2 separate regions of the Homo sapiens genome follow, and region 1 is linked to region 2. Evidence: chromatin loops called from intact Hi-C (ENCODE). Cell type or tissue: IMR-90. All regions are shown on one strand. Each heading gives the region's core, and the rest is flanking DNA. Links, peaks and the distances in the headings are about the cores only.

Region 1 (4,000 bases), core at 1-4,000, 420 kb after region 2:
TCCATTTTCAAAATAGGGTTAATAATACCACCCACCTTACTTACTTATTAAAAAGATTGAATGAGATAATATGTGTGGAAAACACCTATATTTTTCTTTTTTCTTTTTTTTTTTTGGAGACAGAATCTCACTCTTTCGCCCAGGCTGGAGTGCGGTGGCGCGATCTTGGGCTACTGCAAACTCCGCCTCCTGGGTTCACACCATTCTGCCTCAGCCTCCGGAGTAGCTGGGACTACAGGTGCCCGCCATCACGCCCAGCTAATTTTTTTGTATTTTTAGTACAGATGGGGTTTCACCATGTTAGCCAAGATGGTCTCCATCTCCTGACCTCGTGATCCGCCCACCTTGGCCTCCCAAAGTGCTGGGATTACAGGCGTGAGCCACCGCGCCCGGCCGAAAACACCTATACTTTTCTTAATGATGTTCTAAAAATGGTATAAGAGTTGATTTATCTGAAGATTCTTACCATTAAAATATGAGAAAAATGTTTATATTATCAAGCAAATACTAGGAAAAAAAAGAATGCTGCTTTGTCATCATTGCCTGTTTTTATAGACACATCCATAATAAAATCGGTGTGTAGAGTACTATTTGATTTATACTCTGATTTTTCAGAGACAGGTCAGTGGATACTTGACAGTGCATGTGCTGTGGCTGCTTTCCAAGAAGCACTCAGCTTACTTCCATTTGATGCTGCTTATGCATTAATATCAACCATTTTTCTTAGCCATTAAATGTAAACCACTATGTTGATTATAATTTTGATAATTTTATTAATAGAATAATAACATTTTTGAACACTTATAATGTGTTGATTGGTAGCCCACATTTTCTTGTGTGATCTTAATAACCCTGCCAGTTAGTTTTATCCATATTTTTACAATTAAGAAAACTGTGGCCGGGCACAGTGGCTCACGCCTATAATCCTAGCACTTTGGGAGGCCAAGGCAGGCAGATCACCTGAGGTCAAGAGTTTGAGACCAGCCTGACCAACATGGAGAAACCCTGTCTCTACTAAAAATACAAAATTAGCCAGGCATGGTGGCACGTGGCTGTAATCCCAGCTACTCGGGAGGCTTTTGAGGCAGGAGAATTGCCTGAACCCCGGAGGCAGAGGTTGCAGTGAGCCAAGATTGTGCCATTGCACTCCAGCTTGGGCGAAAGAGAGAGAGGGAACTGTTACATATTATGAATTATGAATTTTATTTTAATATTTATTTTTTATTTTATTTTGCATTTTGAGACAGGGTCTTGCTCTGTTGCCTTAGGCTGCTGTGCAGTGCCCCAATCTCGGCTCACTGCAACCTCTGCCTCCCAGGCTCAGGCGATCCTCCCACTTCAACCTCCCAAGTAGCTGGAACTATAGGTACGTGCCATCACACCCAGCTAATTTTTGTATTTTTTGTAGAGACAGAGTTTTGCCATGTTGCCCAGGCTGAACTCCTGGGCTCAAGTGATCTGCCCACCTCGGCCTCCCCAAAGTGCTGGGATTACAGGTGTGAGCCACTGTATCCAGCTGAATTACAGATTTCAGTCACATTTTGTCAGTACTGACTCTTGCTGCTTGTGTTCTGTTGATATGGGTCTCCAATTATATCCTGTCAGCAGATGCTTTTTCATTTAATGATTGGTAATGTAGAAGGGGGTAAAATACTATTAATTTTATTTTTGTGCCAGGTGCAGTGGCTCACTCCTGTAATCCTAACACTTTGGGAGGCTGAGGCAGGTGGGTCACTTGAACTCAGGAGTTTAAGACCAGCCTGGGCAACATGACAACATGACAAAACCCTGTCTCTATAAAAAATACAAAAATTAGCTTGGCGTTGTGGCATGCGCCTGTAGTCCCAGCTACTTGGGATGCTGAATCAGGAGGATTGCTTGAGCCAGGGAGGTTGAGGCTGCAGTGAGCCATGTTTGCACCACTGCAGTCCAGCCTGGATTACAAAGCAAGACTCTGTCTGAAGATAATAATAATAATTTTTATTTTTAATGTATATCTAGCTTTGTTTCAAAAAAAAAAAAAAGGTTGAAGACAGTGGTTAATCACATTGTTGCTCTCAGATAGTTTGGTCAGGTTCCTCAGTGCAGTCAGAAAGGGCCTTAATGACTAAGGCTAGGCAGCCTTCAGGAATGGCCAGTAGAATGTATAACAGGCCAAGAAAAATAGATTTTCACTTCTGTCCACCAGAACTGTTTTCTTTTTCCTTAAAAGGAATTGATCACTTCTGCTGGCAATAATATGTTTATTGAAGAGCAAAATTGTAGAGGCAGATCACAAATAAGAACATGTTTCAGAGTACAATATGTGAGGCCAAGTGCGGTGGCTCATGCCTGTAATCCCAGCACTTTAGCACGTTGGGAGGCCGAGGCGCGCGGATCACTTGAGGTCAGAAACTTGAGACCAGCCTGGCCAACATGGCGAAACCCTGTCTCTACTAAAAAAATACAAAAATTAGGCTGGGCGTGGTGGGTCACATCTGTAATTCCAGCACTTTGGGAGGCCGAGGTGGGCGGATCATGAGGTGAGGAGTTCGAGACCAGCATGACCAATGTGGTGAAACCCTGTCTCTACTAAAAATACAAAAAAAAAAAAATTAGCTGGGCGTGGTGGCGCTTGCCTGTAGTCTCAGCTACTCAGGAGGCTGAGGCAGGAGAATCACTTGAACCCAGGAGGCTGAGGTTGCAGTGAGCCAAGATCGCGCCACTGCACTCCAGCCTGGTGACAGAGCGAGACTTTGCCTAAAAAAAAAAAAAAAAAGAAAAGAAATTAGCTGGGTGTGGTGGTGTGCACCTGTAGTCCCAGCTATTGGGACGCTGAGGCAGGAGAATCGCTTGAACCCGGGAGGCAGAGGTTGCAGTGAACCAAGATCACGCCACTGCACTCCAGCCTAGGTGACAGAGTGAGACTCCATCTCAAAAAAAAAAAAAGAGTACAGCACGTGAACTTGGACCTATATGGGGAGCACTAAGCCTTCAGTTGCAAAGTCATAGAAGATTTCTTACTTGATAGATAGAAATGCATGTCTATTAAAGTCTTGTTGGTGAAATTAGTATAATAACATCTGACTGAGGATAGGTATGCTATTTTACTGATGATCTTTTATATTTATAATGATAGTTATTTACATATAAAACTAAAGCAAATAAGTGAAAAAAGTTTATATTTTCTTTTGATCTTATAGGATGTAGATGATTTCTTTGAGCACGAACGAACATTTCTTTTGGAGTATCATAACCGAGTTAAGGATGCATCTGCTAAATCTGATAGAATGACAAGATCCCACAAAAGTAAGATTTTTCTGTGGCTAAAGCTTATATCTTTTAATGGAATAATTATAAAGTTCATATTATAGTTTGAAAAAGTCTTAATATAGAGCAGTAGTTCTCAAACTGGTCTGTTGGAGCCTAGGCTCCATGGCCCTTTTATAGTGAGCCTGTGAGGTCAAAACTATTTTCAGCTGGGCACAGTGGCTCACGCCTGTGATCACGACACTTTTGGAGGCTGAAGCGGGAATATCACTTGAGCCCAGGAATTCAAGACCAGCCTGAGCAACAGAGTAAGATCCTGTTTGTATTGCACCAGCCTGATATAAAAAATAAAATTAGCCAGACGTGGTGCCGCATGGCTGTGGTCCCAGCTACTAGGAAAGCTAAGGTGGGAGGATGCCTTGGGCCTGGGAGGTTGAGGCTGCAGTGAGCTGTGATGGATCGTACCACCATACTTCAGTCTGGGTGACAGAGTGAGACTGTCTAGACAGCAACAAAACAACAACTATTTTTATAATGATACTGTGATAGTTTTTGCCTTTTTCACCATGTTGACATTTACACCGATGATGGATAAAGTTGCTGCTGCGTAATTACATACAAATCAAGTCAGTGGCAACAAACTGGACGAGTAGTCTCTATATTCTTTCCGGCCATGCACTTGCTCTTTTTTTTTTCTTTGAGACAGAGTCTCTATCGCCCAGGCTGGAGTGCAGCGGTGCAATCTCAGCTC
Region 2 (6,318 bases), core at 1,380-5,379:
AAAAGAACAAACTATAGATAAGTACAACTACATGAATTAATATCAAAATATGCTTAGTCAAAGAAAACAGATTGGAAGAAAAACGATATACTCAGAATTTCTTTATTTTTTTAAGAGGGTTGTGCTCTATCACTGAGACTGGATTGAAGTGGTACAGTCATCACACACTGGTAGCCTCAAACTCTTGAGCTCAAGTGACCGCCTGCCTCAGTCTCCAGAGTAGTTATGACTATGGATGCATGCCACTGGATTTTTCTAAGAGATATGGGTCTCACTACATTGCCCAGGCTGGTCTCAAACTCCTGACCTCAAATGATCCTCCCACCTTGGCCTCCTAAAGCACTAGGATTACAGTGTGAGCCACCATGCACAGCCCAGGACTTCTATAATATGAAGTATTACCGGGAAAGGGCACAAGCAAACCTTTTAGAGTAATGGAAATGTTCTGTTTCTTGATTGGGTGTGGGTTACTGTGCATTTGTCAAAAAAAGAAAGGTATCCTTAGGATTTGAGCATTTCATTGTATGTATACTAACCTAAGGTTTAAAAACAGGGATGGAACAAGCCAAAAGAGAAAGTATTTTCTATTTATGTCCTAAAGATAAAAAGAGAAAAGGTATTTGGTTCAGGCATTCTGAATGTGAAGTGGCAGTACAGTATCTTAAAAGAAATGTTATAGCAGTCAACTAGAAACGCAGAATTAAACAGTGGAAGAGAGGATTAAGGTTGAAATACATATTTGGCCATTTATACAGAAGTGATAATTAAAGCTAGAATAATATAAGAAATCCACAGACATAGAACTTAGAGTCTGAAAACAGAAAAGGCAGAAAACACTTAAATATTAGGAACCAAGGAAAACAAGAAAGGTCACTACATGTGGAAATTAGGAGACCCTTGGAGATCTCAGAATGAGTAGAATATTAGAAATAGAAACAAAAATGTAGAGACTTAAGGAGAGTCAGGAGTCAGAAAGGAAACAGAGTAGGAATATACACCCAGCTTCATAGTGGTAGCAGAAACAGTGGTAGGATTATCCAAGATAGAAAAAGGAAGGAGCGGCCAGGCAAGGTGGCTCATGCCTGTAATCTCAGCACTTTGGGAGGCCGAGGCAGGCAGATCACCTGAGGCCAGGAGTTCGAGATCAGCCTGGCCACCATGGTGAAACCCCATTTCTACTAAAAATGCAAAAATTAGCCGGGCGTGGCAGTGCATGCCTGTAGTCCCAGCTAATGGGGAGGCTGAGGCAGGAGAACTGCTTCAAACTGGGAGGCGGAGGTTGCACTGAGCTGAGATTGTGCCAATGCACTCCAGCCTGGGCAACAAGAGTGAAACTCTGTCTCAAAAAAAGAAGAAAAAAAAAAAAAAAGAAAAGAAAAAAAAGGGGCAAAGAGACAGGCAACAAAGGATAAATTCATTCATTCAATAGTTGCTGAAGGCCTACTATGTGCCAGACACTGTGCTAGGTACTGTGAACATAAAAAATGAGTAACCCAGCTATGACCTCTACCTTCACCTTCAAGCAGGAAAAACAGACATCAAATAATTGTGCTGAATAATATAAAAATTAATTGTAGGAAGTGATAGAAACATCTGTCAGAAGGTTCCAACTCAGTCTAGGGTTCAGGTGAAATGTCCCTGAAGAAGGACATTTAAGGAGAAATCTGAAGTGCAAGTAGCAGTTAGCCATCTTGGCCAGAGGAGATGATGGCAGAGGTAAGAAGAGAGATAGAGGGACTGGCAAAGGCAACAGCCCAGATGTGAGAGACAGGAATGTACATTTGAGAAACTAAAAGAAGTCCAGCATAGCTGGCACACAGAATACTAAGAACAACAATGCTAAAACACAACATGGAAGATGTGAGCTAGACAGTAAAATCAGTTAAAAACTTTAAAAGGGCAAGAGAAAGCCACTAAAGAATTTTAAGAAAAGCAGTAATGGGATCAGATTTGCAGTTTTGAAAGATTATTCTGGGCTGTAGTATGAAAAAATACATCAAAGGGGAAGAGTACAGGAAGATGGAAGATCTGTTGAAAGACTTACAATAAGAAGATCTAGGAAAGAGATGAACTAGCATAGTTGAAGGGCAGCTACAGAGAAGGGGATGGAATGGAGATATTTAGGAGGTGGAAACACTTGGACTAGTTAACTGATGGAGAAAGGAGTGGGCAGAGTGAGGAAGAAATAATAATGACACCCAAGTTTCTGACTCTGGCAACAATATAAATGATATTAATATTCATTGATAAGACAACGAGGTGAGAGGTTGGGATGGGAATAAGGATATGCTGAATTTGAGATGTCTATGAAACATCCAAGAATGGTCTAGTAAACACAGATACATGAGTCTGAAGCTCCTGAGAAAGATAACTTCGAATGATCCCTGAGAAACACCAGCATTTAAGAGAAAAGTAAAGGCACAATTATCTGGTAAGATGAGTGAGAAGAAGCAAAGAGGCAGAATAGTTGCTACGGTAATTAAAGATTATTTTTAGAACAACTGGAATGGTTGAGAATAATATACATTGAGTGTTTATGATGTGCCAGACATTGTACATGCATCAGCGAATGCAATCTTCACAACCATATGAAGTAGTTAGTATTATGTACGTTTTATAGATGACAAAATTGAGGCTAAGTAATTTAAAAAGTTATAAAGCTAAAAAATAGATCAGAGATACAAAAACAGGTATGTTATATTTAAGAACCTGAGCTCCTAATCAGAATAATATCCTTCTCTACAGGAGTGGTCTTTCATGTGGGGTAAAGAAAATGTGGTATATTTAATTTCATCCTTGTGTTCTAACTTACTTTTAACCTGTTTAACTTCAAGGAACCGGCCAAGCACAGTGGTTCACACCTGTAATCTCAGCACTTTGGGAGGCTGAGGTGGGTGGATCACCTGAGGTCAGCAGTTCAAGACCAGCCTGGCCAACATGGCAAAACCCATCTCTACTAAAAATACAAAAATTAGCCGGGCCTGGTGGTACGTGCCCGTAATCCCAGCTACTCAGGAGGCTGAGGCAGGAGAATCACTTGAACCCAGGAGGTGGAGTTTGCGGTGAGCCAAGATTGCACCACTGCACTCCAGCCTGGGTAACAGAGTGAGACTCTGTCTTAAAAAACAGAAAAACTTCAAGGAACCTAGTGAAAGCCTTATTTTAATCTTAATTTTATTACAATAAAGAAAATAAAAACACTGAATTCTGTAACTGCTCAGGTACCTGAGATTTTAAATGATTTGCATATAAATCATCTAAAATAATAAGCAGTGGAAGATCTGACTCTAACAGATATTACATTTCAAATAACTTAATAGTAACTTTATAAAAAAAATCAATGGAAGAAATCTGAGATGAAGTGCTTTTTTGTCACTCATATACCATGTTTCAACTTCTCTATAAGTGCTTCATTGTCATCCAACTTCAACTCGTTGACTTTATCTATCAGTCCTTCAATGTCGCCCATACCTATAAGATACAAAAAAGAAAAATTAACAACTAATACTATACCCTGCTTCACATTATACAAAACACATTCACATACATAATAACCTTGTGAGGTTATAATAGGTTAGGTATTCTTACTACACTACACAAATGAGAAAACCAAAGCTAAGAAAGTTAAGTGGCATGGCCAGGAGCGGTGGCTCATGCCTGTAATCCCAGCACTTTGGGAGGCCAAGGTGGGTGGATCACCTGAGGTCAGGAGTTTGAGACTAGCCTGGCCAACATGGTGAAACCCCGTCTCTACTAAAAATAAAAAAAAATTAGCTGGACCTGGTGGTGCACGCCTGTAATCCCAGCTACCTGGGAGGCTAAGGCAGGAAAATCGCTTGAACCCGGGAGGCTGAAGGTGCAGTGAACTGAGATCCCGCCATTGCACTCCAGCCTGGGTGACAAGAGCGAAACTCCGTCTCAAAAAAAAAAAAAAAAAAAGTTAAGTGGCAACAAACAAGTGGCAAAGCAAGGACTGCAGCCCAGGGTTTAACTCCAAATTCCATGCTCTCTAACTATACCACCTTGAGACATTGCCAAAGTATTACTGCCCTTACATCCACTATTATTAAAACCACTTGTTTTTGTACTGTGCTCTAAAACTTTTCCAAAGAACTTTCTACTAGATACCTCATTTTACCACTTTCACCACAGAGGGCAGATAACCATTATCTCTATTTTACAGGTAAGGAAACTAAGTCACAGAAAGAAATGATGTGCTTAAATTAGTGAGGACAGAATTAAAATCCTATTTTGTCCTAAAGATACATCGTATTTCTTGGAGATTTTTCTATATCCCCACCACTGTACATACCAAGAAGTTTGCTAATAAAAGGCTGTGTTTTGAAAGGTTCAAAGTCATCTATATGTTCCCCTGTACCAATGAAAATAATCGGACTTTTTGTGGCAGCGACTCTGGAAAAAAAAAGAAAATATAAAATAACCTCAAAAGAACCCCACAAATTTCCAGCAGATCTGAAATTCGAAGTGAATCCGCCTCCAAAGCTAATTAGACAAAGGTACAAAACTCAAGTTTCATTTCACAAGTTATAATAGACCTATATCAGACAGGCTCCAAAATTGTTTCTATTTAAACTTTCTTTATAAACCATATTAGGCTCACTATTGAAACATATTTTAAATGATCAATATGAAAGCTATAAACACATATCCTTCCCCATATAATCCCAAGACAGAGGACAACAGTATCAATGATACTTACGCACTGAGTGCACCACCTCCTTTTGCATGGCCATCAAGTTTTGTCACTATTACTGAGGCTACATCTACTTTATCTTTAAAAGCCTTAGCCTGGGCTTCACAAGCCTGCCCAATGGAGGCATCCATCACATAAACAATGTTATCAGGTTGCTAGAAAGTTTAAATAGAAAAGATACTTTAGAAAAGATTTTTATTGATCCTAAGCAAATGTCATCATTAGAAGCTATAAAACAATATTTAGAGCCAGGTGCAGTGGCTCATGCCTGTAATCCCAGCACTTTGGGAGGCCGAGCCAGGTGGATCACCTGAGATAGTTCAAGACCAGCCTGGCCAACATGGTGAAAACCCCGTCTCTACTAAAAATACAAAAATTAGCATACAAAAATTAGCCAGGCATGGTGGCGAGTGCCTGTAATCCCAGCTACTTGAGAGGCTCAGGCAGGAGAATCACTTGAACCCGGGAGGCAGAGGTTGCAGTCAGCTGAGATCATGCCACTGCACTCCAGCCTGGGCGACAAGAGTGAAACTCCATCTCAAAAAAAAAAAAAAAAAAACTACAACATTTACACTATAAATAATTATTCAATCCATAAATATTTGTTGAAGTACTATGTATTATCAGGTACCATCTAGGTCATGAGAACAAAAAGGTAAATGAGAAAATATTTGTCCTAAGAAACTTGCATTCTAGTCAGAGGACATATATAATAAATAGATAAACATTTCAGATGTATAACAACGAAAATGGGATACAGAGTATCAGTTTTGAAGTATGGGAGGCATTTTCTAGTAAGGTAGTCAGGGAAGGCCTCTCTGGACCTAATGTTTGAGCTGAGGCCTGAATAAAGAGGAAAAGGTTATATGCAAAGATTTGAAAGAATGGCAATCTAGGCAAAAAAAGTACAAAGGCAAATCAAAGTAGAAGAGTGTATACTGAAAACGGATAAAATATACTTGAGGCTACTTCCCTTAGATCTGCTCAACTTGGTCAAAATAACAACATAACTGAAAAGAAACTTATTAGCATTAACCACAAACCAAAGAATTACTGCTAACACTCCAATGTCAAGACGTGGGTTCCTAATAATATATGCTGCAGATATCTATAAACTGCTTCTCCTCCCCCAAATTGTTTCCATCACACTTTTAAAGAGACACAAAATGATAATTAATATTTTTTAAAGTATTTAAAAATCTAAGTATTTCCAACTGAATTTTTAAAAAGGAAATTCAACAGAAACTAAAGGCTAATTACTAATTTTTTTTTTTTTTTTTTTTGGAGATGGAGTTTTGCTCTTGTTGCCCAGGCTGGAGTGCAATGGCGTGATCTTGGCTCACTGCAACCTCTGCCTCCCGGGTTCAAGCTATTCTCCTGCCTCAGCTCCCAGGTAGCTGGGATTACAGGCACCCACCACCATGCCCAGATAATTTTTGTATTTTTAGTAGAGACGGAGTTTCACCATGTTGGCCAGGCTGATCTTGAACTCCTGACCTTGTGATCCATCCGCCCTGGCCTCCCAAAGTGCTGGGATTATAGATGTGAGCCACCATACCCGGCCTAATTACTAATTTTTAAATGTTTTCTTATGCATACTAATA

Evidence for each region. Hi-C counts contacts between places; a loop is a spot of excess contacts. Peaks named below come from ENCODE experiments on the same cell type or tissue, not always from the same donor. Only the 100,000 strongest peaks of a DNase experiment are listed, where the experiment ranks them.
Region 1: it touches region 2 in a loop (2.7-fold over the local background); 1 of 110 quality-filtered maps calls a loop at or near these places.

What each region holds. Positions count from the first base shown.
Region 1 is chr14:34,592,333-34,596,332 of GRCh38, reverse strand. It overlaps SNX6 (sorting nexin 6), which reads left to right. Exons shown (of 14, transcript NM_152233.4): 8 at 3,183-3,288. Among named protein-coding and RNA genes, the nearest start is that of SNX6, 36 kb to the left of the region's middle. In IMR-90, for the core only: no CTCF peak of the experiment used is centred there; a DNase peak (open chromatin) is centred at 2,112; H3K27ac peaks cover 250 bases.
Region 2 is chr14:35,011,897-35,018,214 of GRCh38, reverse strand. SRP54 (signal recognition particle 54) reads right to left here. Exons shown (of 16, transcript NM_003136.4): 9 at 4,721-4,869; 10 at 4,313-4,413; 11 at 3,385-3,471. Among named protein-coding and RNA genes, the nearest start is that of FAM177A1, 31 kb to the left of the region's middle. In IMR-90, for the core only: no CTCF peak of the experiment used is centred there; no DNase peak of the experiment used is centred there.